2 separate regions of the Mus musculus genome follow, and region 1 is linked to region 2. The links are chromatin loops, found by intact Hi-C in ENCODE. Cell type or tissue: left cerebral cortex. All regions are shown on one strand. Each heading gives the region's core, and the rest is flanking DNA. Links, peaks and the distances in the headings are about the cores only. Region 1 holds the start of Cnot4 (CCR4-NOT transcription complex, subunit 4). Region 2 holds the start of Mtpn (myotrophin).

Evidence for each region. Peaks named below come from ENCODE experiments on the same cell type or tissue, not always from the same donor. Only the 100,000 strongest peaks of a DNase experiment are listed, where the experiment ranks them.
Region 1: it touches region 2 in a loop (5-fold over the local background); 4 of 42 quality-filtered maps call a loop at or near these places.

The regions. Positions count from the first base shown.
Region 1 is chr6:35,124,938-35,140,385 of GRCm38, reverse strand. It overlaps Cnot4 (CCR4-NOT transcription complex, subunit 4), which reads left to right and starts at 6,649. Exons shown (of 12, transcript NM_001164413.1): 1 at 6,649-6,884. Gm33046 (a long non-coding RNA gene) reads right to left here and starts at 6,855. Exons shown (of 5, transcript XR_868974.2): 1 at 6,684-6,855; 2 at 5,816-6,138; 3 at 3,115-3,240. In left cerebral cortex, for the core only: no CTCF peak of the experiment used is centred there; DNase peaks (open chromatin) are centred at 6,577, 7,305 and 7,461; H3K4me3 peaks cover 2,726 bases; H3K27ac peaks cover 1,150 bases.
Region 2 is chr6:35,528,111-35,543,558 of GRCm38, reverse strand. Mtpn (myotrophin) reads left to right here and starts at 3,671. Exons shown (of 4, transcript NM_008098.4): 1 at 3,671-4,020. The coding sequence starts at 3,949. In left cerebral cortex, for the core only: a CTCF peak has its summit at 8,805 (motif pointing right); no DNase peak of the experiment used is centred there; H3K4me3 peaks cover 1,305 bases; H3K27ac peaks cover 721 bases.

The DNA of each region.
Region 1 (15,448 bases), core at 3,728-11,727, 400 kb after region 2:
TTTTATCTGCATATACATCTGCACAAAAGAAAAAGGCATTGGGTTCCACAGGACTCAATTCCATGAGACCATGGGAATTGAACTCTCAAGACCTCTGGAAGAGCAACCAATGCTCTTAACCTCTGAGCCATCTCTCCAGCTCCTTCTTGTTTGTTTGTTTGTTTGTTTGTTTTTCCAAGAAAGGGTCTCACTATATATCTCTGGCCATCCTGGAACTGACTATGTAGTTGAGGCTGGACTCAAACTCAGAGAGATCTGCCTGCCTCCTCTTCCCTAGTGCTATGTTTAAAAGCTTGTACCACTATACCTGGCTGTTTCTTTTTTGTTTTTGTTTTTTGTGTTGTTTGCTATAGAGTGTCATGAAATTCAGGCTGACTTTGAATGGACTATGAAGTTTAGGATGATCCTGAGTTCCTGTCTTCCAAATGCTAGGATTGTAGGTGTACACTACTATGTCTGATTGAAAGTCATTCTCGACTGTGAAGTTGTAGTTCACTGGCTTTTCTTTATAGTATTACACTGTATTAAATGTCTACAATGTCCTCATCCATTATATTATGAACATGGGGCCATTCTCGCTGCTTTGTTATCTCAGCTAATGCTGTCATTAAGGTTCCTGGCATACCCGTGTAAAACTCATAGACACTAAATATGTACACACATTCACACACACTTACACATAGGAGTGGAACTGCTGTGGGATATTTATTAATATGCAATTTGAATTTCCTCTTAGATGGATGACTTAAAAAACTGAATCAGGAAGCTATAGCTTCAACACAGCTACGTATTTTGATAAGATATTTATGGGGAGAGGGCTGGGGTTGGGGAGAGAAGTGAGGCAGCATTTTGTAAATTAAAGATCGGAACGTGTGCTTATAACTCAACATTTTACTTGTTAGTTGTATTTATTTACTTATCTGTAACAGGATCTTATGTATCCTAGGTTGGCCTCAAGCTCACTCTATAGTTTAGATCAGTTTTGAGCTTCTGATGATCTGGATTCCATCTCCCGAGTTTTGGGGCAACACGTTCCTTTTATGGAGAGCTGAGAATTGAACCCAGGGTTTAATGCTCTAGCAAAGGATCAGGGGTGGTTCTCAGTGCCCAAGCGAGGTGACTCACAACTGCCTATAATTCTAGCTCCAGGGAATCTGACACCTTCTTCTGGCATCCATGGGCACCCAGATACACACACATACACACAAATAATATACTACTTATTTTCAGACTGGGCCTCACTGTGTAGTTATAGCTGGCTTGGAGCTCCCCTTATGTAGATGAGGCTGGCCTCGAACTCACAGAGATCTGCCTGGCTCAAGACCTACATCAGCTAATAAGTTAAAACAAAATTAGGCCGTGTGTGTGTTTTGCCTGCATGTATGTATGTATGTGTATTACACATGTAACTGGTGCCTGTAGAGGTCAGAAGAGGGACTTAGGTTCCCTGGAACTCTAGTTAAGAATAGTTGTGAGCCACTGTGTGTGGGTGCTGGGAACTAAACCCAGGTCTTCTACAAAAGCAACAAGTGCTCTTAATCTCTCTTTAGCCCATAAAATATTAAATATATTTTTAGGGTAGGTGAGATGGCTTGGTGGACAAAAACGCTTGCTGTCCAAGCTTGGTGACCAGGGTTGATCACTGGAATCCATGGTTGAAGAAGAGAATCAACTTCTACCCCAATCTCAACATTCACACTTGTACTTGCATGCACACACATACACTCCCACACACTAATAATATGCTACCCCACAATATCATTTACCCTGACTCTTGAGATTTTCTTGGTGGTCACCCAAATTCTGCACCCAAGACAAATGTGTCACGTCACATCTCCCATTCCCAGTCTCTCTACTTGTACAGTGGCCAACTATCTCAGATCCATCCTCTGCACGGTGTGTGTGTGTGTGTGTGTGTGTGTGTGTGTGCATGTGTATCCTTTACTGTTCAACTGTGTACTGTCTTTTATGACTTCCTTGCTGTTTGTCTCTGCACTGATTTGATTGGTTGACTTTGTGCCCCTGGAATATGCTAAGGATATCCCTGCATTAAGGTCTTGGCACGGGTCATTTGTTGTTTTAAAAATGGGATCATTGTAATGCTTGAAATGTCAGATTGAGTTATCTCTTCACAGAGGCGCTCCTGTTTCACACCAGCCAGCCCGCGAGCTTTGATCCCTTACCTTTTTCTTTTTGTTTTGTTTTGTTTTTTTGAGACAGGGTTTCTCTGTGTAGCCCTGGCTGTCTCTGTAGACCAGGCTGGCCTCGAACTCAGAAATCCGCCTGCCTCTGCCTCGCAAGTGCTGGGATTAAAGGTGTGTGCCATCACGCCCGGCTCCTTACCTTATTCTTTTCCCTTCCTAATACTTTGACAATAAGCTAATTATATTTTATAGTTATTCTATTTGTTCTCTCTCTCTCTTTCTGCTTTCAGATCTTAAAATAACTTTGGATAGCAACATCTATACCTAACATTCAGTACACAAATACTCACTAAATGATTAAGACAAAACTTATCAAATAACAGTTAAGACTCACAGTTAGTAGGGCCTGGGGAAAATAAGTAATGTCACACAAATAATGTGACATTAGTATTTAGTAGTATTGAAGCAATGGGATTTTTCTTTCAGGACTAGGGATCAAATCCAGCACCTTGTGAGCAGTAAATGACATCACCACTGAGCTACAGTCCCCAACTGCAGGGAAATCATGCCTTTGTACACAGTCAGGTTCATGTCTGAATATGACTTGAACTTTTGATTTATTTAAAATACCCATATCTCAGTAGTTTGCAAAAGTGCACACTGCCCCTTATAAATATGACCACGCACACATACAATAAATAATTAGAAATAAAAGTTTACCAGGTTCAAGTGGGCAGTCACTACTCTTCTGAAGTCCTGCTGACTTTCACATGAAGTTCTCTGCTTCCATTTCATACATGCTATTTCAATCATCATTACTTTCCTCTTCTCCTTTGCAACCAAAGGAGCCCCCATCTGCAAGGCCACTCAATCCAGAGAAACAGGACTCATTCAAGAGAACCCCTTCATTTCCACTTTATCACCCAGTCCTGTTATTTCAATCTCAAAGAATGTATCTTGGTTTTATTACCTTTTTTCCATCCTTGCTGCCACCACAATCAGAATAACCATCTGGATGACTAAAATATTCCCATAATTAGTTGTTCCAAGTTCATTCTTGTCTTTCTTCAATCCATTCGCAACACAGCAGAATGATCTATTTATGAAAATGTATAAAACTGGTTTATATGCATAACCTTAAATCAATGAAGCAATTTATGAAGTTATGTCTCCCTTCCTACCTCTTCCAAATACAGCCCTCTATTTAACTAACTCCACATTATGTGTTTGATGTGTATGAATTTGATGTGTATGTAATTTTATAGATGTGTTCCTGGAGTTGGAGAGTTGGCTCAGTAGTGAAGGGCATGTGCTATTCTTCCGAAGGGCCTGGGTTCAGTTCCCATCCCCCACACTGGGCTGATCGCACCTGGTTGCCATCCCAATTCCAGGGGCACCTGACAGCTCAGGCCTCTTCCACCAGTGATAGTCACATATACACACTCACACACAGAACTACACAGGTACACAGAGGTAAAAAATAATAAAGTAGAAATAAATGAGAAATGAATAATCCTGAGTTAGGTGTGGGAGGCAGAGGCTGGTGGAGCTGGAGGCCACTGTAATCTCCAAATTGAGTTCCAGGACATCTAGGGCTGTACAGAGAAACTCTGTCTTGAAAAACCAAATAAAGGCTGGAGAGTTGGCTCAGTGGTTAAGAGCACTGACTACTCTCCCAGAGGTCCTGAGTTCAATTCCCAGAAACTGCATGGTGGCTTACAACCATTTGTAATGGAATCTGATGCCCTCTTCTGGTGTGTCTGAAGAGATCGACAGCATACACATATACATAAGTAAACAAATAAATAAATTTAAAAAAAAACAAATAAAAAAGAGACATTCCTGCATCTTAAAAGAATTGTTACATTGATAAGTATATATGTATACACATATATTAACATGTAAAAATTGGTTGTTAATGTAATAAAAGACCAGGCCTGAAAGGGTAGTGAATATCATTAGTTAGTAGTTGTCCCTTTGTGTCAGTCAGTCTCCATCAATAAGCAGATAGTGATATTGTGTGTGGCAGTGGTGGCTCAGGCTTTTAATCCCAGCACTTGGGAAGCAGAAGCAGGCAGATCTCTGAGTTCAAGGCCAGCCACAGAGTTTCAGAATAGCCAGAGCTTCATTAGAGAAACCCAGTCTCAAAAACAAAACAGAACAAAATTCCCCAAACAAAATGCCAAAACCCAACAACGAAAGTGACGTTGTTTCCTAGTGTTGGATTCTCACAGTGCAGGAGCTCAGTGTGCTACCCTCCCTGCAGAAACGGGAGAGCCAGTCTTCAGAATTCTATCTGAAGAACCACTTTGTGTCTCTCATGACTGCTAAATGAAACACCTGTGTATGGTTATCTGAATACAACTTACATCTAATTATCCAAAGTCTAACTTGCTTTACACATGAACACGAAGCTGTTGGTGTTTTTAGTTCTAACAAATGAGGAGCACATTAAGAAATAATCTAGTGGTGTAACTAAGGGTAGATGCGTGTTGCCTACCGGAGAGAGACCAAAACACACTTCTTTCAATCAGTTAGTATTCATAACTTTCACATACATGAAGATTTTGTTCCAAGTGCTAGCAAATAACCATTTTATTATATTTTTAGAGCAATCATGTTTATGGAAATATAGATAATTTTACTGTATATTACTCTGTAACTTTTTTTTTTAACCTTTGAAGATTGAATTCAGGGTTTTGTGCCAGGAGGGACTTTATCATTTAGTTACGTTCCAGGCTTTAACTTTTTTTACTTAAAAAAAATGTATTTACTTATTTTATATATGTGAGTGCACCGTAGCTCTGTTCAGACACACCAGAAGATATCCCATTACAAAAGGTTGTGAGCCACCATGTGGTGGCTGGGAATTGTACTCTCGCCACTGAACTGTCTCTCCAGCACCTAACTTTTTTACTTTGAGACAAGGTCTCATACCACTATGCCCAAATGTGATATATATATATATATATATATATATATATATATATATATATATATACACACACACACATACACACCCATATATATGTATGTGTATATATATGTATACACATACACACACACATATATAATTTTTAGCAATTTCATTCCTGTGTAAAATAAGTTGAGTCATTTTTATGCCCCTCCCCCTGCCCCCCAACATTTCCTCTCTCTTACACCAAAGAAACTGGTCTGGTTGCCTTTTTTGTGGTTTTTTTTTTTTTTTTTCTGCCTCTAGACATGGTTTGTAGACCAAGCTGGCCTTGAACTCAAAGAGATACACCTGCCTCTGCTTTCAGAGTCCTGGCTTGTGTCACCACGTCCAGCGAGACTGAGACTTTAAAACTTCAATTTCTTTCCTTACATTTCCCTTTTCTGTTTTAAATCCTCCCCTTAAACCTTTTGCTTTCAGGCCTCAAGTGTGCCAGACTAGCGCCCTACCACTGTGTGACATCCACAGTCCCATCCTACGTATTTTAATCCTGGATTTGAAAACTTGGTTCCTTTCACTTCTCCAAACCCCACTACATGCACACACCCTAGAATGGGGACAGATTTGTGTTTTTGGTCTCTGTTGTATGCTCCCAGCATATGGCACTGAACTGGGTACCAAGGAGCTCAGCACTTATATGAATAGATGAAGAATATAGGCAATAAACAGAATCGACCGCTCCAGGAGCGCCACTTACACCAGAGTTCTGGGAGGCAACCCGGGAAGTTCAGTAAATTGATTTTGTTATTTAGAATTTCTCGGTGCTCGAACCGGCTGCGGTTGTATTATGTCCTTTGAGACGTGTTTACTTGTGCAGTTTGCGAACCTGACGCACACTTCTGTGCAGGCTGGAAGAGTTCTGTGCAGCCAGCAACAGTTTGCAGGTAAGTCCACATGCTTTCACATCATCAGCAACTCATGCTACTCTGACTGCCCGCGTTCTCTTGAGAAATGTGCACATGGCAATTCAGGTATTTCTTCACTGGCGATTTTCCAGTAAGGAGGATGAGCTCAGCTGTACTGGTGGTAAAGGACGTGCAAAGACCGGGAAACGAATTAACGCTCACTTTTCCAAAAGTATCAACTCCCCACTCTAGATCAAATCCCGCGCTCTTGCAATGCTCAACCTGATTCTACCACCATACCGCCCCCGTCAGATACCTATCTATGGCGGGCGGGGCAGAAAAAGACACGTCCTAGCTTCCTCCGAATCAGTTAAGTTTCGTAGAATTTTGGTTTCCTACATTTCAGCTAACATTAGTGAAAACCGCCGACCACATGACACAGTAGCCACACACGCGGGCAGAAGAGGAAGCAAAACAAGAAGAAAGCCGGCGCTCCAGTAGCCACGTGAGGAACGAGTTCCCGAGCGCCTTCTCTAGTGATGACTTCAATTCCCGGCCTGCCCCGGGGCGGTTACTATCGGAGGACTACAACTCCCAGGGTGCAGTGGACCAGTCCGCCGCAACCTCCCACTCGCCCGCCTGCCGCTTGTCCCGCCCCTCCCCCGCCCCGCCCAGCCGGATCGGCATGCGCCTGCGCAGCGGAGGCCGGAGGAGTCTTACCCTAATGTAAGATGGTGGCCCGTCTAGCCGTGGAACCCACCGAAAGCTGAGAGTCTCTCTCTCAGCCGTAAAGGTCGGACTCACTGAAGCAGTCAGGCCCGGTTCTGAAGAGTTTTTTCGCCGACTCTCGTTCATTGGTCTCCTGTGAGGACTCGGCAACGCGTGGAGTCGGCTAAGAGAAAAGCGAGGCAAGGCAGGCGGGTGAGTGTCTGCGGGGCTGGGCTTAGGGGAAACCCGGCGCTGACCGGCTACGAGAGAGCGGAGGCTTCGCTGGGACTGTGCAGGCCGCACCCCCCTTTCTCCCCACCCCCCCACCCCCGCCCGCCTCGTCTTCACCCTCCTCCTCCTCCTCTGGCTGCCTCCTCCTCCTCTTCTTCCTCCCTCTCCCCTCTACGCCACAGCAGTTATCACCAGGAAAAGGCAGCCGGGTTGGAGGCAGCGCGGCAGCGAGCGCCGGCTCTCCTTGGAGAATTTCTTCAATTGAGAACCCAAGAGGGCTTCTCATCACCAGTTTTCCCCGCATTTTTCTGGCAACAGTATCCTTAGGTCTTGGTCCTCCTGTTTCCCCAGCCTCCTTTCCCCTCTGACGTCCTTTCCTACTGGCCCCGGTCTCCCAAGCCAGAGCCATCATTTCCACTCTGACGGGTGCTGCTGCTCACTGCCCACCCGTCCTGCTTGGTGGGCTTTTTTGCCCCTTTTTGCCCCATCCCTTCCAGAAAGGCTGCTCTGGATCTAGCCTCTGCTCCCCTCTGGTGCTTGCAGTCAGCCCCCAGTCTGTCTGCCAGACCCGAGTTGATTCCGATGTGCAAGTCTCCTTTAACCGCATCTGTCATCTTAAAGCCACCTCGTGAGTATCTAAATCATGTTGCTGCTCCGTTGCTCCGTATAACCCACCTGTTTCTTAACCTACTTGAGAATTGTCGGTTCCTTCCCTCTTTCCAATGCAGACTCTTTGAGCACACACTCCAGGATAGGGGAGATGATGCCCCGTGTTGTTCCTTGAAAAGTAAAGGAAGTTAGGAAGTGAATGAAGTGAGTGGGAGACTATTAACGTTAAGAGAAAAGAGCTTTCTTCGGGCTACTCGGGAAAGGAATGTTTTGCTTTTTTGATCTTTTTGTTGCTCATTTGCTATCCTTTTTTACCCCTCTTTTCATTTTCGACCTTCTCCGTGCTACTCAGCATTCTCCTGAATTGCCATTCCTCAGGACACTTGATGTTGTCTCTGATTATACCCATAAAGATCAGCTTAGAATTTCAAAACCAGGTGAATCTAGCGCGCACACACACACTTCATCCCCGAACACCACATGCAAATAAATACAGATGGTATTTTGATTGTATGTGGGTTACAGATTCCTTTTGTATCAATTATTGGCTCCGTTATATTGATGTTTATGTTAATTGATAACATTTATTTGTGATGGGTGCAAATTTGACTTTTCCCCCCTCTCTTTTGATCTGGGAAATTCCCTCTTTTGACATTTCTAGGATAGGAGTTATCAGAATAAGTTGTATGGAAAAACACATTGGGTATGTATGAAGAGAAGTTGATATTTTGGGGTAAACTTAAATTCCTTTTTTTCCCATAGAAACTATGGGGGCTGAGAAAAGAAGTCACAAAGCTGAGCATACGCATGCTTCAATGGCACTTAGCTGTTATTACCTGTAGTAAGTAAGAGCTAGAAACTGAAGAGCAAGGGGTGGCTTATGGTCTCTACAGTAGAGTGAAAGCAGAATTGAAATGCACTAGTTTGTGTAATCAGGAGTTAGAGTATTTGCTATAATACACCACAGTGACATAAAGAATTACCAGAACAGCAAATAAGATTATATAGGTCAGATAAACACATGTCAAGTTTGAACATAAGACATTGTGTTCTTAATATATATATAAAAATATTTAAAGTCACAATAACAGTCTCATAATGAAGTATGTCGCTTATTGGGGGGAAATAGTAACAACTTAAGTGTAAATACAAACGCAGTTCTTCTAGTTACTTTCACACATTACTGTTATTGTAAATCTTACATATTTCACCTATAAAGCTTGACTATTCTTATATTTGATGTTATATTAAGTTGCTGTGAAAAGTTTTTAAAAATGTAAACTAAGGTTAGAAAAGCTGCTCATAAAGCTTCCTCTCCTTCCTCCTCTTCCTCCTCCTCCTCCCCCTCGGCTGTCTGTCTGTCTGTCTTTCTTTCGTTCGTTCTTTCTTTTGTTCTTTCTCTCTTTCCTTTTTTTTTTTAAGACAGGGTCTTTATGTAGCTCTGACTGACCAGCAATGTAGATCAGGCTAGCCTTGAACTTGAAGACAGTCACCTGACTCTTCATCTTGTCACTCATGGTCAAAGCTCTTTATTTCAGCCACTTAAGCCCCAATTTGGCAAAATGGAATAAATCCCTATTCTTCTAAAAAATTGGAAGCATTTTATATAAGCATCCATTGTTTTTAGTTATACCTTGAAGTTAAAAAGAAAATAATACTTTTCGTTTAGTTTACCAATAACTTGTCTTTAACTCCAAGTAAAAAGTAGATACTGGTGGAAAAGCTTGCCACTTTGAACAATCTTGTCTAGATACTCTTGGCAGTCATACTTGGCTGAATTGTAAGCAGTATGTTCTAAGGAGAATGTCTGATAGAAGGGGATGAGTGATTTTTTTTTAATGCATCTTTTCTTTTGTAAAGCTATTTGGCTCACTAAATATCGTAAATAATTTCTCTTCTTCCTCTGGGGTCATCAAATTCTTGCTTCTAGCATAGAGAAGATGTAAAAATGTTCTTTAACACATTGACAGGAGGAAGTAAGCTGAAGTTTATAAATATTTTTGTGTAGTCTTCATTTGTAACATTTAACATGGAGGCGTCATACTTAATGATTTTCTTTGATACTTTGTAGTTCTTTCTGCAAATTGAATAGCCAAAGTCTTCAAATGAATAGATTGTTTGTATAAGGTTTTTAAACATGAGTTATTTAAAGTTGGTTTACCATATAATTTTTTTGAAACTTGCATCTACAAACCTTTAATTTGATTAGGATGAGAGATATAATCAAACACCAAAATACAAAATAAAATTGTTTTGTGACACTTGTCAACTTCCTTCTAAATGGAAATACTAGAGGTAGCTTGCAGCCCATTACTTTGTTTTTGTTGTTCTGAAAGAAGGTCTTAACTATAGCTCAGGCTATCCTGGAACTGACTGTGTAAAAGAAGTTGTCTTCAAGCACAGGGTAGTCATCCTGTTTCAGCTTCCTTAGGCTGGAATTACATGTGTGAGCTACCATGTACACCAGTCCTGGATAACTCACTATTTTGTAAAAGACAGAGGGCATTGCCAAAAGATGAGCTCTTAGCATTAGGAGAATTTTACTTACTTGTTTGGTACTAGGCTAGACTATGGACGTTAAGTGGCCCCCTGCATATTAGACAGTGGCTTCAGGAGAGTGTTTCTGTATAAAGGATTTTGTGTCTTAAAAGAATGAAAAATAATTCATTTAATCAGTTTAGTTTTAGAAGCTTTTCTTTGCTTCCTTCCCACTCCCTGGTTTAAAGTGAGGCAGCACTTTTCACGATCATGATTTTTTTTTTAATGTGACTGCAGTGATTCTTGACTCAACTCTGTTATTGTCTTTGTAGACTGTGTGAGATAGGGTAAATTTGTGAAAGCTTTAGTTTTTGCTAAAAATTCACATAGTTTTGTCATTACCTATATTATCACCTTGACTTTTTGTAAAGGAAGTGTAGTGAGCTAAGTTGGTTTTGAAACAAAAACAGTAGGGAAATAGGTTATTGAGGTTTTTGCTGTTCTAGAAACAGTATAACTAGAATGTACTACATACATTCCCCAAAGGATTTTTTTAATCTAAATGGAACTTGTAAATGGTTTTCATCCCACTGGAATAGCATGTATCAGATAAAACTTGGTAACACATTCTAACATTTTATAAACTTTATGTTCCCATAGAGTTAGTAGGAAAAGTCTACAAATACCCATTCTTGAAAAAAAGTTGCATGAAACCTGGTAATTTAAAGATTTAATGTATTTTTGTTTCTCAGAAGTTGAGAGTTCACTAGTTATGGTAGCATAATCTATTACTTTGATCAGGTTGTGGGTATTTACACAGTTTATTTCAAAATAATTTTTAATCTCATTTTGTAGACTTCTTTAATTGAAAGATTGTGAAGTATTCTTTCACAATTAAAAAAATGTGTGTTTCTGTGTGTGTGCATTTGTGTGTTCATACAGATTCATGTGTGGGTGGGCCAGAGAACAACTTCAGGTGTCAACTTTAGGAAAGTGAACAGAGTCTCCCATTGCCTCTAGACTCACCAATTAGGCTAGACTGGCTCACCATTAAACTTCAGGGTTCCTTCTGTCTTTGCCTAGCCAGGGCTGGGATTGCAAGTCCACACCATGCCCAGTGAGTTTTGAGGACAGAGCCCAGGTCCTCATACTTATAAAATAAATGCTGTATGAGCCATCCTCTCCCATCCTGGTTCTTTAAGTTTGGTGGGCTTGTTTATTTGTTTGCTTGTTTTGTCTTTGTTCCTCCCAAAGTTGTTTATGGACAATTTTAGCACGGTTTTTTTGGTCCCTCATAGTTTAGTTTGTTTTAAGTATTTCCATGCTAAGGAACATAATTCAGGCCTGTGCATATGAAGCAAGTATATTACCACTTGGCCTCATCATTGTAATTTATTAGCATGATTTTCTTTTATTGGAAGAGGAAAACCTAGAGTAAAGATGTCCAAGTATCAGGCAGTCTGAGATGTTTTTCCTTTTTGTCTCAGTATATTCAGTATATGAGGATGGCTTCTTCGGCTTCTTCATTATTAAGCTGTTTGTGTAGGAAGATTCTCCTGTTTCAAGCTTTGCTTGCTTTACTGGGGTAAGCCTTGCTATTCTCAAAGCATATGTGTTATATATCTGTTCAAAATTTTTTGTTTATTATGGTCACTAAAAAAATCTCTTAAGAAGTTAAGTAGTTATGGAATTAGAAATCAAAATGACCAAATTGGCTTGTGTGCAAAACAATGTGTAAAATGTTGTGTAAAAATAATGGTTCAATACCAGGCATAGTGGCATATACCTTCAGTCCCAGCACTTAGCAGGCAGAGGCAGTATAGGTCTCTGGGTTTGAGGTCAGCCTGGTCTGGATAGTAAGTTCCAGGATGACCAGGACTACACAGTGAGACCCTGTCTCAAACAAACCAAACCAAACCAAACCAAAGCACACCACACCAAAAAAACCAAGGTGGAGGGGAAAAAGCTCAAAACTAAACTTCAAAAACCCAATGTAATTGAAGAAAAAAAATTGCTTAAAAATAGTATATTTGTATTACTGTTTGTAGAAGGAATTAGCAAAATATGACATGGACAAAGCAGTGATTGGATTTGAATGGTAGCTATATCCAAGGGACATGATATCCCCTAATAGTAACAGATACCTTGTCTAAGCCAAATATCTAGAAATTCTTGAGCATGGTTTTCCTTCTCTCCATAAGGTGTTACTTTCTGATAATTTAGAAACCTGTTTCATTCATTCCCTGTAGGGCATCAGGTGTCTTTAGATTTTGAGTTTACTGAACATTGGCTGACTTAGGTTATTTAAACAGAGATTATTTAGTGAGCCTTGGTTTTAGCAGTTTTTTCTCCACTAAAACAAAACAAAACAACAACAAAAAACCCCCCAAAGCTTAAAAAAACTTTTCTGCCTTCCATATTTTATGTATGACTTTTTTTCTGATTTTTTTTTTTGAAGATTTACTCATTTTACGTATGAGGATACATTGTTGCTGTCTTCAGACACACCAAAAGAGAGGTCATCAGATCCCATTACAGATGGTTGTGAGCCACCATGTGGTTGCTGGGAATTGAACTCAGGACCTCTGGAAGAGCAGTCAGTGCTCTTAACTACTGAGCCATCTCTCCAGCCCCTGTTTTTTTGTTTTTTTTTTTTTAAACGTTTAGCAATTGTTTGGACCATTTTGTGGATGCCAAAATTGAATAAAAATGTGTAGTATAGACAGTATTGCTTTGCTGGTAAGATTAATTTTACTTCTCATGGAAATTTTCAACATTCTGATGACGTTTATCCCTCCAATTTACTTTTCATTAACTTGTAGAAAAAGATAAAAGTGCTTCAAGCTCCCTGTTAGACTTGATCTTTCTAGAAACCGTTCTTTTATGGTCAGTGGAGAGCAGGATATTTGTTGGGTAAAGAAGTGAGTTACAATCTAGGCCTAGTGTACAGATCTGTAGTCCTAGCTACTTTGGAGTGAGGCAGCATGATCTTGGAATTCAAGAATGACTCTGTGTGTGTCTGTCTGTCTGTCTGTCTGCCTGCCTGCCTGTCTGTCTGTCTCGTCTTGCTCTCACTCTCTTGCTCTCTCAACTGTAGCTAGGCATGGTACTATAGATCTGTAATGTCAATCAGTAATGTCAGAATTTAGAGGCTGATTTGAGCCTCAACAGTGAGACCCTGTTTCAAAAAGCCAAACCAAACCTTTTAATGTACCACAGACCCATTTCAGTGTACCAGAATCCACAACAGCCATCGCCCTTTGAAAAAAGGTATTACAATGTGTTTTATGTATATTTAAAATGAACTTAAGACAATATTAAGCTTTTTTTTCTTTTTAATGGGGGCAGGGAGCTGGAATTTGAATTTAGAAGTTATGTACTAGGAAAGCCTTCTACAAGTCAGCTACAGTCCAAGCCCAAGTCTTTTTTAAAAATTGAAATTTTGTGAACACTTTCTACAAATACAAAGTAACTGTGGATTATGGTGTAGCTGTCATTGAGCCTCAAAGATTATCAGCTCCCAGCAGTGTGGTCTCATCTCTGGCCCACTCACTTTACCTTTCTCCCTGCTACTCTGCCCTGCACCGCTTTGAATCAGTCCTGGCCATCACATTATTTTCTTTTGTACTAGAACTCTTTCAACAATAAAATACTTTTAATTTTAATCAGGATCATGCAGTCGGCTTTTCAAATAGCTGAGTGCATATTATATATAGACCCACATGCTGGAAAGTGACAGTTTACATTTATCTTGACAAGAATACTTTATAACAGTGTAACCTGCACTGTCCAGAGAAGTGTTCAAATAATGTACACAATACATAAACTCCAGGCCATTGCACTTCACATCGGAGTTGTAGGGGTGGGGCTTCCTGAAGAGAGTGGATAGAGATAACGAATCTGAACTCTGTGTGTCTTCAGAGCATCTCCAGAGGAACACTTCACACACTTCCTCAGGGGGATAGAAGCACGAGGAGACACTTGGAGATGGGGATCAGCATGTTCTGAGGAGATGTAAGAAGTCTGGTTTTGTGGAAGAACATGTTAACCTGAGGGAATTGTAGCAGATCGTTTTATAAGTAAGGTTGGTTTATGGAGTATATGTTTAGAATAAGCTTGAATTCAATGTGTGAAGCAGTTAAGAAGCCCCTCACTCTCACCCCGCAAAAAAAACTTGGTAAGGGTCGGGAGTTACATATTGGTATGTTTTAGAAAGATTAATTCTTTCAGTACTGTGCTAAATAACACAGCACAATACTGTGTTTGGAGTTAACAGCCATTTTTTTTTTTAAATATTAAAGACCAGTTGAAAAGCTATTCTGAGGAATATTAAAGCATTGAGGTGGAAATTCTGCAGGATTTGGTGGTAATTTTTTTAAAGATCTATTTTTATGTATATATGTGTATGTGCTAAGTGTGTATAGGTGCCTCTGAAGGCCAGAGAGGGTGTTGGAATTCTTAGAGCTGGAGTTATAGGTAGTCATGGCCTCCTGATGTTGGTATTAGGAACTGAGTTTAGGTCCTCTTCAAGTGCAGTAAACAGCCGAGTCCTGAGTCTCTTCTCTTCACTTCTTAAGTCTCAGAGTGACACTGTACTTAGATTAGAGCATAAGACTAAGAAATTGTGTTGTGCTTGTCTTTTGTAGTATATACAAGGCCACTTATAGCTAGAGTCTCATGTTACTGAGGCTGGCATGCACTAGCTGCCACTATAGGGCAGTAATTGTGGCTAATATAGAAGTGGGTTTTCAGAAAGGAAGTGATAGATACATGATTACTCAAATAATCTAAACAAAGAAATTCTGTTTTTTAAAAAAGATTTATTTATTTTATGTATATGAGTACACTGTAGTTGTACAGATGGTCCTGAGCCTTCATGTGGTTGCTGGGAATTGAATTTAGGATTTCTGCTTGCTCCGACCCAAAGATTTTATTTATTATAAATAAGTACACCGTTGCTGTCTTCAGACACACCAGAAGAGGGCGTCAGATCTCATTACAGATGGTTGTGAGCCACCATGTGGTTGCTGGGATTTGAACTTAGGATCTTCGGAAGAGCAGTCAGTGCTCTTACCTGCCGAGCCATCTCACCAGCCAGGAATTCAGTTTTAAAAAATGATTTTAGTTATTCATTCACTGGAAAATAGTGAGGAAAACAAAGAAACATTAAGATAGTAAAAAGTAAACACCATTTTTCCCATCCCTAAGAGCTACAAAGTGTGCTGAACTTCTGATGATGTTTCTACCTGTACTTCCTACGGTGCTGAGATTACAAGTGTGTGACACAATGCTTGCACTACAATGAGAAATTTTATCTCATCCGATTCAATGTGTTTATTAGTACAGATAAGACATATCATGCCTATATTTGGATAATTGCACAAAAGAAATATTATTGGGTATCTTTAAGGTTCAGTGATGGTTTGATGAGGCAGAAAGAATGGCCGAAAATTCTGATG
Region 2 (15,448 bases), core at 4,053-12,052:
TGTGTGTGTGTGTGTGTGTGTGTGTGTACACATGAGTGCCAGTGCCAGTGGAGAACAGAAGAGGGTATTGGATCCCTAGAGCTTGAGTTCTAGGCCATCCAATGTGGATGCTGGGAACCAAACTCCCTGCTCCAAGAACAGTACTCATCTTAACTACTGAGGTATCGCTTAGCTCACTTGCACGCTTATTTGCAAACTGGACAGTTATTTTCTAAGCTGATCTTTTCCTGTACTGTTTTGTGTAATTTATTTATCACTATTTACCAACATGGAGAGCTGGGTTCCATTTCCAGCCTCTTCCACTTCAGCCACAAGCATATGGATTGCATTATCTGCCTCCAGGCGTCCCCATGCCCTGAGAGTCTTTCCTAATCTTTTGCTCCTATGAACGTGAATCACCATTCTCACAGCTTCTGTCATTTCCTTTTCTATGTACTACCTGATTCCTAAGTCAAAGTTCACTGGCTTTATTCACTCCTTCCCCAAACTGGGAATTGTTTAACTAATCAAGACTGACTCAGTGCTGCTCCAGGAGTAAATATCCAAGTCTCAGTGGTTGAAACAACAAATTATCTCACTCATACTACATATTCATCAAAGGATGAGGCCATCTCTGAGCAAATGCTCTTTAAGGACCCCCGGCTGTCTATGTCATCCTTGTCTTGAATGTTGCCCATTGCTACAGCAGAAGGAAAAACTGGGTTCTAGAAAGTCTTGAACTAGACAGCCGAGTGATGACTAATGTCACTTGAATTCGCAGTAATAGGCCAAAATTAGTTACATGAAATCACTCGACTACAAAGAATTCAAGAAGAGCAATCCTCTCTTGCATACAGACAGACAAAAATCATCATTTATTGAATACCCACAAAGTCCTTTCAAAATAGGTAAATAAAAAAGATGAAAATTGAAAAAAATATGATATAGGATTGAAATAAGTAGTTTTAGAAGCCTCACTTAAAGGTAAAATTTGCATGTAGATCTCAAAGATTAAAAAGAAACAGCAAGATTTAAAAGAGAATCTTAAACAGGAAATAAGATACATAGAAGCCATAGGCTGGCTTTTTCTGAAAATGACAGAAGGTAAGATATGTGGAAACTCGAGAAGCAGTGGTTAAGGGAATGTCGTGGGTTAGGATTGCCCAGGGGAGATTACAGAGGGCCCTGATCTGATGGACAAACAGAACATATATTAGGAACCTACTAAACGCTTAGAACAAGGAGTGGATGCTCTGTTTGTGCTTAAAACAGTGAAAAATCAGAATGGTGAGAAATCACCTGGAACACAGTGAAAATAAAAATGAGATTGGCCAAAAGGCCAGCTCTGTCTGCTCGGGTGACTGTAGGGATCAATAATGAACTCTACAGGAAGTCAACCAACTTTGAAGTATGTCGAGGGCCTTTGACAGTTGGGTTAGGAAAAAGTTGGGAATAGCTGGAGCTATTGTGATGTTCATGTTTCTGGTTTGGGTGACTGGGTGGTCAGTGAAGCTATTTATAGAACCATGGGGTATGTAGAGTTAGCTAAGTTTCGAATCTATAAAACAAGATATAATATACTTAAATATACTAAGCTTAAGACACTCAAATGAAATGCTGACGGTAAGAGTAGGTCACATGGGGATAGTCTTGCTTAGTGCTGAACCAAGACCTGCCATGTCCTATAACTTGGACATCACTGGGGTAGGTTTGTGAGGAACCAAACTTCACCTCACATTTTTTTTTTGAACTGAAGTTTCCTTCCAGAAAGGTGTCGATTTGTATTCTCAACCGTCAGAATTAAATACAGTAACAATGTAAGCTGCTTTTAACTATTCAGAGTTTTTGTGTGTGTGTGTGTGTGAAGTCTTTATCTATTGCTGTTCAATGATAACAAATGTGTACTCACCAGACAGCATCATTTTGCTACAAAATTTTAAGAAAAAGGGTTAAACAACTTGCTGGTCAGAACACAAAACCAGCCAGAGTATGCCCAATACTTTAAAACTATTAAACTCCACCGTATGCTTCCAACCTCTGTATTTTGTGGTGCAGAAATAAATTAGTTTGGTTTATTTGTTTACCGAATAATGAATAATAGCCTATATACATAATAGTTCTAGTAGGAATTTTTTCTCAGTGTTCTTGGGTATATACATAAATTTGAATCATTAGGATTGTAAGATAGAATTCACCAGGTGGTTGAATTCTAAGATGTTTCAGCCAAATTCTAAGAACAAAACTGGCTTCAGAAAAACAGTTCTGTTTGCTACAAATCAAATAAAAAGTGAGTGCTTCTTAAACCACACAAATTTTTAATGATGCTACGCATGTTTGTTAGCGGTCATTTGTTGGTCAGGAAAAGCTCCTAGTTTTTAATTGCCATCACACACTTAAGTATTTTCCACCATAGAAAGTAAATGTACATAATTCACGTTGTTGAGTTGGCAAGATGGCTCAACCAGGAAAGATGCTTGTGACAAAGCCCGATGGTGACCTAAATTCAGTCACTAGGACCTACATAAGAGTACTCTCCCACAAGTTGTCCTCTGAGTTTACACGTATGCACACTCATGCCCACATCAGTGCATCTGTACACAAGCACGTACGTATGCAATTAAAAAGAAATAAACCTACTGACACCGTTGTCTCAACTACGTGTTGAAGATTTCCTTCTGAGAAAAAAAAAGTTTTATTCTTTCCTTTTTATTTCCTTCTGGTGGATGTCCCAAAGAAACTGCATGGTTGAGGAAAGGGAGAAGAAAGGCCAAGAGTGGTAGTGGGAGAGAGAGGAGAAAAGACCAAGGGAGAGAGCCCCACCCAGCCACTGATGTATGAGAATAGGAATAGAGTTTGATGCCTAAAGGTAAAACAAACCAGTAGGTCCCACACGTATGCACTCAACAGGAAGCGCTAAGTGGGTTCAGAGAGCTCAACACAAGACCCGAGCACTGCTGCAGAGATGGCTCAGAGGTTAAGAGCACTGGCTGCTCTCGCAGAGGAGCCCGGCTTGGTTCCCAGCATGGCCCATATGAAGGCTCACCGCTGTCTGTATCTCTAGCTCTCTCAGATTTTATGCTTCCTCTTGCCTCTTCGGGCACTCGCACACATTGGTTCACATAAATGTATATATTCTGTCAAAACTATCATACACGTAAATGAAAATTTGGTTTTTGGTTTTTTGTTTTTGGTTTTGTTTTAAGAAGAGAGGTCACATAAAGTTGTGAAGGAAAAGTAGTGGTGAAGTGGAGAAGGGATTCAGGAATGAATTTGTTCAAAACATACTATATGCATAGATGAAAGTCTCAATAAAAATGTTTTGAGAGTGGGTTGGTTTTTTGTTTTTCCTCTTTTACTAGTTTAAAGTGGGATAGTAAGAGAGAGAGAATCTAAACACATTATTATTATTATTATTATTATTATTATTATTATTATTATTATTAGTTATTTTTAGAATTATTAGAAAGTGAGCCCTGGAAACTAACGTTCCCCTCTGTCGTGGAACTGGAGTGTCCTACTCCCATCCAACACCTCCCCAGGTTCAGCCCCTGATTTTCCTGACCTCCAGGAACATTCTACTCAGCCTCACGGCCCCGCCCATTGGAACCACGCCTCTACTCTGCCTTGGCCGGCCAGGATAATGCGCCTGCGCAAAAGTGGCTCTCCTGAGGTAAGCAGTCGGGGCGGGGTCCCGAGCAGAGCTTTCTGGAGAGAGGAAGAGGAAGAGGAAGTGGGAGGCGGGCCCTAGCGGGGCGTGAACCGGAAGTGTAAGCGTCCTGCTTCTCCTCAGCTAGGCGGAACCTGCTCTGCTGGGCCCAACGGCTGCAGAAGAACTTTCTCCCGCCCGAACCGTAGCCGCGACCCGCAGTCTCGCCCGCTCAGCGGCCTGAGGCGCGTCGCTTTCTCGTGTCCCCTCGTCGGGCCTAATCGCCGCTCCTGCCCGGCCCGCCGGCCCACCCCGCTGCAGTCATGTGCGACAAGGAGTTCATGTGGGCCCTGAAAAACGGAGACTTGGATGAGGTGAAGGACTATGTGGCTAAGGTGAGCGGGGATGCGCGGCGCTGATGCTGCGCTGCGGCGGGGTGGGTGGTCGTGAAGCCCAGGGCGTGGGGGACACCGGGAGCTGGGCCAGCTTGGGAGACTCGTGGACGCCGCAGGGCCTGGATCTGGGTGGCTCCTCGGTGCCAGGTAACCGCTGTGTTGTTGCTAAGGCGGCTGTGGCCTGTCCCAGCCCCGCAGGTAACGGGCGCCTGGTTGTCTCCCTCGATCGGCACGGGCCGGCCCTCTAATACCCCGGGTACTGCAATCTTTGAATGAGGCATTTCTCCATCTTGGCCTCGCACCGGGTTCCTGAGAAGGAAACCCGAGCAGTTCGAATCGGGAACGATTTCCTGAACGTGCGGCCTGGTGGAGATGGGGAGGATTCAGAGGATCCGTCACCCGTGAAATGAGCTGCCCCAAAATAGCCATAGTTAAATTTCTGAAACTTGGTGTCACTTCGCTCTGAAAGTCTTTAACTTGGGTGTGGCCTTTTTCCTCTCCACCACCACCACATAATATGTGTATGTGTGTGTATCGTTTGCTTCGAGTGGTAAGGTTGCCATTTGGCATCTGGGGTGTTGGGAAATCGGAGTAGTTTTCAAAAAGCCTTTTAACTTGGGGTACTCCATTATTTCATCTGAAGTCCGCGCGCGTGTGTAGTAAATAGTACTGCAGTCTGATCACGCTATGTTTGGGATATGGTTAAGAAACCCAAATTCAAAACCATACTTGGAGGTACTTGGAAAGTTCTGACCTGGCCTGCCTTTGGGTCTTAAATTGCTCCTTTTGTAATTGTAAGGAGAACTTCTATAGTTTTATTATTATTATTATTATTATTATTATTATTTTCCGAAAGTAGAATTTTGTGACAACTGTGAACATCTTGGTCCTCTTCAAAAAGTGTGAGCCTGCGGTCAAGATTTTAAATCTTAAAAGGTGTGAGCGGTGGCATCCTGCCTCACAGGACTTGTTTTAGGAAACAGGCAGAAGCAGGTTGATTGGTTGGTTAGTTTGTTTGTTTTTAACTACAGGATTGTACAAGGATGATAGTTTTTTCTCCACTTGATGCCTTATAATTTAGACTTTTCACATGTATTTGATCTGCTTAGTTGATTGTAATGGATGTTTAAGGCAAGCTACCTTCTGACTACCTTAGCTAGTAACAAATAGAAACCTGAACTACCGTCTCTTCAATGTAGAGTTATAGAAAAATACATCAACCAGTAGTGGAACAACACACGATTGTCTCAAAGTGAGTGGCTCTTGTTTTTCCAGCCCCTGCTCAAACATAGGGGATTTAAAATACAAAACATTAATAAAGAATTTACAGTTACAAAAATAACATGCATGAAATTGTTTCTGTTGTCAATATGTTAACTTACAACTTCATGACTGAACCATTCATCCAAAGTGGAAATTGGGTGATTGTCCTGCATAGCTGAGGTTTATCAAGACTACCTTGCTTCACTCTCCAGTCTCAGCATGACTTGAAGTTAGTTGCTGCTGTTTCCTATTCCCCACCCCACCCCACCCCACCCCCTGTATTTTCTTGATTTGGTTTGCCCACCCCCATCCTGGTCATCTTCAATAGTTAGCTGAAGGGATCAGTGTTTATTTTAAGCATATTTTTTTTCTCAGTGAACTTCCTTCTCTAACTTGATGATAGATGCTTTTGACTCTATATCACTTCCAACTCTATCTTTTGGTCTACTGGGACATTGTGTTGTGTTGAACAATTCTTTTTCTTCCCTATCTGAAAGCTGTACTCCAGACCCTCACTTGTATTTCTTTAAGTAGCTTTGTCCATGTACGCTTACATTTGACCAAGTAAGCTTCACCAGTTAGCCTCCAAGCTCATGAATTCATGTTTGTCCTCTTAACCTAAATATCACCTCTTCCAAAAACAAACAAAAACCAAAACCCAAAACAAACAAGCAAACAAAAACTCCCAACACCTCACCTTGAAAGGAAGTGAAGCTTCTTATCCTGTTTCTCATTGTGATTTTGCAGAGTATCTGTTCTTCATTAGGCCCAGAGCCTCTGGACAGTAAATGCTCTGTTCTTTTAAATCTTAATATCTCCAGTATAACCCTATAACACATTAAAAGCATATGTTCTTAGTAAGAACGTCTTTCCTTACTGTGATTTTTAGCTATGATTTCAATAAACTAAACTAGTTATATAAAAGTAATTGCCGGGCATGGTGGCGCATGCCTTTAATCCCAACACTCAGGAGGCAGACAGAGGCAGCCTGGTCTACAAAGTGAGTTCTAGGACAGCCAGGGCTACACAGAAAAAAAAAAAAAAAGTAATTGCCATTCATTGGCTCTTAAGTTTTGGAGGAGTTAAGTAGTTGGACAAGGTTGCCAACTAGCCCAACTTGGATTTAAACCAAAGATTGTCAGAATCTAAAGCATATATTTAAAATAAAATAAAATAAAATAAAATGATCAGTCTGCTTTGAAGTAGTTATGTTTTGTTTTGTTTTCTATTTTCTTGGCTAAGGCTTAGAGTCAACCCATTAAGAAAATAAGAGGCTTGCTGAAAGAACTTAGTCCTAACTATGAATGAAGACAGTTTAGACATAATTAGCATAAAGACAAATAAATCTGGTAAGCCTAAATTCTCACCAAATTATCTGGTTCAGTGTGTGTCTATAAGGCCTGTGGAAATTTTTTTAAATCGTAGTCTTATTATTTATGTGTGTAATTGTGATCCTGAACAACAATCCAGAAAAAGGTAATATTGTGTCTGTCTGTTGGCTTTCAGAGAAAAACATGGGTAAATTACTGAGATTTCTGTTCATAATTGCTTTAAAAAAGAATGTTTTTAACATTTTATATATTTGACCATTGTAATATAATATACAGGTGTTGTTTAATTCTTATCAAGTCAACCCATGAGTGTAATTTTAAACATTTTATAGGTAAAGATTTTACCCAAGGTCTTGAAGCTGTCAAGTGGATGGTAGGTCTGAAATTTGAACTCACTTTCACAGGCTTTCCGAAGTCCTTGCTGTTAACCTCTTAACATACTCTTGGCCTTCATTGCTAAACACTCTCAGATAGCAAAAGGGGTATATTGCTACTGTGTATATAAAAATTAAAGATTGGGGCAAGATCATAATGGTCCCTTGACTATTTAGAGATAAGACTACCATAGCCTTTGAGGATCCAAGGTTCCTTCTTGGGACTGCTTGTGAGTTGTGTTGGTGGGTCGCCCTTAAACTCTCCAGCCGCTCTACTACGTGTACTCTCTTGTTTACGTGTACTTCTGTTTCACTGGCTGGGAAACACTATACATTAGGCCGCTAACTTCCCTTTCTCTGTGGTTTCTCTCCAACCCCATTCTAATTACATCTGCCTTGACACGTTAATAGGCTTGGAAAGCAACAGTTGTGCACCATGTGAAAGGTAGTAGGATATATCGAATCCAAGAAAGTATCAAGTTTAATCTTTAGAAATTGCAAGCTTACTGGGATCTTTTTTCACTTTTTCTTTAAAAAAAAAAAATGTAGCCATTTTTAAAATGGTCTAGATTCAGTCATCTTGCATTTATTGTTTTATGTCATTTTTGTTTACTTTTTAAAAAAATGTTTTTAAACTAGCATGTTTTGCTGATAAAACTTAATCACTTTGTTGTTCTTTTTACAGCCTGCCAGGAGCGCTGTAAGAAAGCTTATATCAGCCTATGGGAAATGGAGGTGTTATCAGTAAACTCAGAAAATTTAGTACAGTATAAGTGCTCATCTTTCTATTATAGGTTGTCTTTTTTCCTCTGATGAAATAATAACAAAGGATCTTTGAACAAAAATATACAGAAGACAAAAATTACTTTATAATCCTACTATCCTAATAATTTTAAGAAGTAAAATTAGGGGCTTAGGGAGGTGGCCTAGTGGGCAAAACACTTCTTGCCCAAGCTTGAATACTGGAGCTCATATCCCCAACACCCAGGATTCAGAGACAGGATCTCTGGGAAAAAGCTGGCTGGCTAGGTTAGCTGAATCAGCAAGTTGTGGGTTTAAATAAGAGTCTCTGCTTCAGTGAGTAAGGTGGAGAATGATCAAGTCAGACACCCATCATCAACTTCTGACCATCACACATTCCACTCATGCACATACATGCAGTAGCACCTGTGTGCATACATGTTCAGCCACAGGTATACATGCACACTGTACAACATACACACATGGACAGCTGGCAAAGTCAGATTAATTCAGACACAGATTAAAAAATGCAGCAATTGGAACTAAAAGGTGAAGACCCTCCTAGTTTCTCTGACCAAAGCTAGCCATCCTAAAGAAATTTGTCTAGTTTGTATCAGAAAAAAATTGGAAATTTATTTACTCACTCATTTCCCCCATTTAAAAGTTCTTTAGGGCTGGTGAGATGGCTCAGTGTGTAAGAGCACCCAACTGCTCTTCCAAAGGTCCAGAGTTCAAATCCCAGCAACCACGTGGTGGCTCACAACCATCTGTAACAAGATCTGACTCCCTCTTCTGGAGTGTCTGAAGACAGCTACAGTGTATTTACATATAATAAATAAATAAATCTTTAAAAAAAAAAAAAAAAGTTCTTTAAACTCTTTGCACTTGCTCTCTTAACTTATCTTAAATGATGCTTTATATTGAAATTAATTACTCTGAAATGATGTATAGTATTCCATTCTACTAGTATGATAAAAATAATAAATTATTTATGATAAGCCTTTTATTTTCAGTTTAGTTTTGCAATTAAACAGTATTATAGTGCTCATGTTTATTTTTTTTTAAAGATTTATTTATTATATGTAAGTACACTGTAGCTGTCTTCAGACACTCCAGAAGAGGGCGTCAGATCTTGTTACAGATGGTTGTGAGCCACCATGTGGTTGCTGGGATTTGAACTTCAGACCTTCGGAAGAGCAGTCGGGTGCTCTTACCCACTGAGCCATCTCACCAGCCCTCATGTTTATATTTTTAACAACTTTTGAGAATAGATCCATATTTTGAGCCTAAAGAGTTTCGTGGATTTAGATGCACATAGGCAGGCAGCACATCATAAACAGTCCTAAGCATCACTAAACATTTTTGGGTTTGCTATTGGACAGGTAGAAAATTGGTATTTAATTTATATTTCAATAAGCACTGAACATTTTAGAATATTATTAGCCATTTGTAGTCTTTTCCTGCTTGATTTTCTATTTCTCCCCTGTTCTGCACTTGCCTCTTTGGGCTTGGGTTTTGTTCTTTAGTTCAGTCTATCCTAGAACTTGCTTTGTAGCCTAGGCTGGCCTTGAACCTAAGTTCCTCCTGCCTTAGTATTTCTGGCCCTGTAGTTAAGGTGTATCCCCCACAACATCTTATTCCCATTTCTTATTTTTACCTTTTGTTGACTTTTAAAAAATGTATAGTTGGCCCATTTACAGATTTGTGTGTGTCCTATAAAATAAGGAAGGATTTTTGTTTTTTTTTTGGTTTGGTTTGGGTTGGGTTTTTTTGTCATATAAATATTGTTCCTGGTATATCTTGATTTTAGCTACTTACTCTATTCTACTTATTCTTATTCTGTTCTACTTATTTTAGCTACTTATTCTTATGACTTGGTTGTTAGTTCCTTTCTGTTACTTATTTGGAGTCGTTAAATAAGAGTGTAGTTTGCTGAATTATTTAATATTGTGCCTATCATGTTGTCTTAGTTAGGGTTATTATTACTGTGTTGAAACACCATGACCAAAGGGAACCTGAGGAGGAAAAGGTTTACATATCCCAAGTCACAGCCCATTGAGGGAAGCCAGGCATGATAGGGACCTAGAAGCAGGCAGGGGCTGATGCAGAGGCACGCCATGGAGGAGTGCTGCTTACTGGCTTGTTCTTTATGGCTTACTCAGCCTGTTTTCTTATAAAATCTGGGACCACCAGCCCAGGGATGACACCACCCATAATGGACTAATCAATCAATCAGTCAATCAACTAATCAAAAAAATGCCCTATAACTTGATCTTATGGAATCATTTTCTCAATTGACATAAAGCCAACCAGCATACATGGCGATGTTCAGTGCTTATTAGCTGTTGTTAATAATTGTATATTTATATGCGAAGCTCCTTAAAAGACACCTAGTTCATGTGAACATTTATGTTTATTTTTGCACTGTTGACAATAGCTAGGGAGTGGATTCAGCCTAGATATCTATTAGCAGATGAATGGATTAAGAAAATGTGCACTTTCAGAATAGAATTTATACAGTCATAAAAAAGTTAAATCATGACATTTGCAGAGAAATAAGTGAAACTAAGTCACTTTAAGTGAAGTAAACAAATATTAAAAGGATAAATACTATTTTCTCTTCTATCTTGAAACATGCAAAATTATATGTGGGCCATGAAACCAGAAGGGAGATCATGAGAAGGAAGAAATCTGAAGGGAATGGGGCAAAGATAAGGTAATAATGATCCATATGACATGACTGCAAAGGGGGTAATTGAGTAAAGGAAAGAAACCAGTCCGGAGTGGAATGCAGAAAAGACCAATTAGAACACAGCATATTGATAACATATGTCTGAGAATTCCATGCTAAAGTTACTTTGCTACATTTTTTAATTGTTTTAAAATAAGAACAAAAGCAAAAAATTACATCTAGTTCAACTCTTACATAAGGAAACCTTGGACATTAATGGCCTTACCCAGGATATTGCTATTAGAATTGGGACATCTATTTGTTTTTCCTAAATCTTCATTGAGTGTATTCTTTCATCAACTATTGTGTTTTCTTTTTATTTTGTATTAATCTTTTATTAGATATTTTCTTTATTTATATTTCAAATGTTATCCCCTTTCCTAGTTTCCCCTCCAAAAATCCCCTATCCCCTCTCCCCTCCCCCCTGCTCCCCAATATTGTGTTTTCTAATGGAGTTCTTTATACTAGCTACTCCTATGGTAATGTTAGGGTCTTCTGTCCTACTCCATCTGCTTGGTAAATTTCTGCTTTTTGTCAATCAGCTAGATTTTGTTTGTTTGTTTGTTTAACTTTGCTAGAATGAACTACCTAAAGTATGTAACTTAGTATTAATTAACTAGTTCATGGTTCTGAAGGTTCAGAAGCATGGAGCTGGCACTGACTCAGATGGAGTTAAGGACCCTATTAGCTGTGCCACGCCATAGTGCATGACAAGATTGAGAGTGGAGGAGGGGTGAAGAACCAACCACATAACAGTTACCATAGGCTAAAGAGCTGAAAGAGGTCTCAGGCTTTAATAGTCCTTTCTGAGAACTACCTAAATCCATTCCCAGGGGCAGCAACTAGTCTTACAGTAGCAACCTTACACATAATCAAAATATCATCAGCTCTTACACCACCATATTGAGAACCAAGCTCCTATCACTGTTTATATTCAAGTTTTTGTTCATGTGTTTTGTTAAATAAATTTCACGACTTGTGCAGTTATACCACTGTGGCATTTCAGCATCTCATACAGTCTCATACTTTGGTTTGGTTTGGTTTTTTTGGTTTGTTTGTTTCCTGTATTTGTGCTGTGGAGTTGTTGTGGATTTTTGTTGGTTTTTTGTTTGTTTTTTTAAACTTGGGAGCCAGCATTTACTTACAAATTCTAATTTTGCAAAATAAATCCTAGTAGACAGAGAAAGGGGAAATAGGAGAGAAAATGAGAGTTCAAATTTTACCTTAATGGCTGCTTTAAAAAAAGGAAACCCAAAGGATGCATTTATAGATGTAAAGTAGTTAGAACTATTTATATATTTAAATAGTGCTTCCAAGAACTAGACAGCTCTCCTTCACTGGAAGCCAGCAATCTTGATGTGAGATAGCTTCCATGTCTAGTGGAGCCCCTACCTGATCTTTTGGAGTTCCCTGCTATACGATATGATTTGTTTTGTTCTTTTCGAGACAGGGTTTTTCTGTATAGCCCTGGCTATCCTGGTTCTCACTTTGTAGACCAGGCTGACCTCGAACTCAGAAATTGGCCTGCCTTTGCCTCCCAAGTGCTGGGATTAAAGGCCTGCGCCACCATGCCCTGCCCTATGATATGATTCCTGATGAAATGTGAAACCTGGCTCACACCACAACAAAATTCAAGAAATAAATTTCTCCTGCTCACATAGGAAATGAGCTCAAAATCCAAATATGACTAATTGGATGCTTCTGGCTAAAGCCGAATATAAAAGGTTAAGCACAGTGAAGGGCAGTAAAGGATGTAGAAGCCACAAGAAAGCACTCAGTTTAGAAAACACCACAGTAGTGACCATCTGTTGGCCATGTTATTCTGACAGATTTTAATTTTTATTTCTTGACTGTAAGCCTTTTATATCTTATACATGTCTCAACAGCCCTGAGAACTACATTAAAGTCTTGTTTAGTGTGTTACGCTTGTTAGTCAATCTGAATGAAGTTCTGTTGCTCATTTTTAGTTGCCAAAAGATAGAAATTATCTTTGTTCAAAAAAGGAGGAAATTATCTTTGTATTTCCAATTAATGTCACATTGCTCTTACCTACTGTACAGTCTAGTTAAATTTTAATTGGATTGTATTGGTGTCTGAAGAAGCAAGCCCTTCCTTTTTTCTCAAAGTTGATTTACTCTATACCTCTTCTTGGTGTAAATGATATCCTTCTTTTCTTAGAAATAACCCTTAGTGTTCAAACTCTTGGTTGTTTTAAACTCGTTGAACTTTATTCAGTTCCCCAAGATTTTAGTGACAATAGTTGGCAAATTTTGACTTTACCTTGTGACCATCATTTTAAAATTTTAGTTGTTTTCAAAACCACCATCTAGCTTGGAAGCAAAGTTTTGTACTTGATGATTTATGAAAAATATGAATCAGCAGTGTTTGTTTTTTGTTGTTTTTGTTTTGTTTTTTGATAGTAACATAAAAGCATTTGTTCAGGGCTGAAGAAATTGCTCAGAAGTTAAGAGCACTGACTGTACTTCCAGAGGTCCTGAGTTCAATTCCTAGCAACCATGTGGTGGCTAAAATAAATAAATCTTTTAAAATGCACCTGTTCAAGCCTCAGCATTCTTATCTAAAACAGAATCATGATATAGCCAACTCAAGTATTTTATGCAGTTTTTAAAGAGACAGTGTATGTGTTGAAACAGCAGCATCTACACATTGCAGCAGTAATGTTTGCTATTTATGTTGTCTGGGTAGATTATTTACTAAGGGGAGGCTTAGAGGAGGCTAAGGCAAGAGGCTGGCAAACTTCCCTTTATTTTCATAAATGACCAGTTATTACATATTTTAGGACTTGTCAGCCATATGGTCTCTATCTCTGCTATTGTGCAGTGACAGTCATAGATAGTATGTAAACAGCTAAACAGGTGAATGTGCTGTTTGTGTTCTAGGAAAACTTTACTTACCAAAAATAGGCAGCAGGTTTGATTTGACCTATTAGCCATAGATTTGTTCACCTTTACATAAGACTGAAGGTGGAAAAATGAATGCATCCAATAGACTAAATTTCTTCTTTATCCTCAAGATTTTGACATCTAAAATAAATAAGCTATATGATTAAAAATAGAAATTTTATTTTGAGGTTGTTTCTAAAAATCCATTTTAGAAATCCTTATGGTTGAAAGATATTGAACTATTATGAAAACTGAAGCATAGAAAATCATGTGTGGGTAAATAGAAGAGATAGAAATTAAGCTAAAATTCTCTAAACTAAAAAGCATAGTCTTTAGTAAATGTGAACCTTAGGCAAGAGATGTGGGTTTAGTCTATGAATTGAGCATTAGAGATCTTTATGTATAAATGTGCAAACCAAAATTAACCTAAGTTCTTAAACTGAATGGAATTTCTAGAGAATCTTTTCTGCTGTTAAAATAGGAAAGTATTCTAGAATTCTCTCCCCAGCTCTGGTGCCAGTCCCATGACCTGGTTTGGTTTCTAACTCCACCAGTGAAAGAGAAGGCTAGTTAGCACAATTTTCACTGGTTCATTCATAATTAATTCAGCAAATACCAGTTAAGCACCTGCAGTGCCAGCAATTGTATTAGGGAAGCATGAACACAACAAAAGTGGATGCTTCTAAGGATATGTGTTCTTTGGGGACTTTATTTGAGTGTTCAAGAAAACAGCAAATACAATGATTATATGGCTTCTGAATAAACTCTCTTTCTTAAATATATGAAATATGGATAAAACTTAGAAAGTAGCTTTATATTTTGGTAGTAAAATGCAACTCTATAAAAAATAGATGATATATATGAAAATCTATGATAAATTTATATTTGGTTCCAAAAGAAAGAAAATTCAAAACTGTAAAATATCTGATTCAAATTAGAATTTCAGTTAAAAGAAAAGAATACATCTTCTTTGAGTGCCCTATTGTATGTAAATAGTGAACACAGTGTACATATAGATACACATATCATTTAACTACATAAAGGCTTACCCTTTTCTTATAGTCAGAGAAGTGGGAACTGAGTAACTTTCCCTAGCTCTCATAGGGAGAGGAGGACAGGAGGATTTCAGCTCAGATCTGAGTCATTCCAGAAGAGCATTCTTGTTTCTTTCCCATCATTATTTATTATACATTTGAGAGCTACAAATGATGGGGGTAGGAATGAAGTCTTCTTCCTCCCTCCTTTCCATTTATTTCCCTCCCTTGTTATGGGTTTATTTACAAATACAACTTTTAGATCTGTGACCTATTAAATAGGATAGCAGATACTTTCCACGCTGCAAAACCTTTTCAGAAGGAATTGCAACTACGGATCACTGAGTTCATACTTTGTAAGTGAAGGTACATTTTGATTTCTTTTTCTTTTCAAACTGAGAACCATAGAATTTTGAGATTTTGAGTGTTATTTTTTTTTTTACTTTGGTAAGGCTTGCTTCGTGTGTGTGTGTGTGTGTGTGTGTGTGTGTGTGTGTGTGTGTGTTTGTGTGTGTGTGTGTGTGGCGCCCACCCGCACTCCTTTGACTATTGAATTTTTAGTTTTATACCACAAGTAAAATTTTTCTTTAAAAACAACTTACTATTTTAGTTACAAAATATATGTTTGACTAATTACCTTTAGACCTTCTACCATCTAAAGGAGAAATTTTAACAGTTTAGCAAACAAACTGGCTATATAAAATTTAAGAATCTTTCATAATTTGAATTAATTGGTAATTTTGAATAAAAACATCCTAAGTTGAAGGAAATGCATAAGTAGGGGAATACATCTTCATGGGTTCTTCAACTATAGAAAGTTATCACTGTGGTTGTGATTTTAACTAGTAATAAGAAACTATCCTTTAAAATATTTGAAGTATTTTAAGAGGCTACATGATTGTATATTGTAATAATTGAGTTTCTGCCTAGTTGTGGGAATTACTATTTGTTCTTTTAAATGAGTAAAGATTCACATTTTAGTTATATGCCAATTCTTACAAAACAAGGAATAGGTTGGAGATATATATCATACCTTTTTTACTTTCTGTTG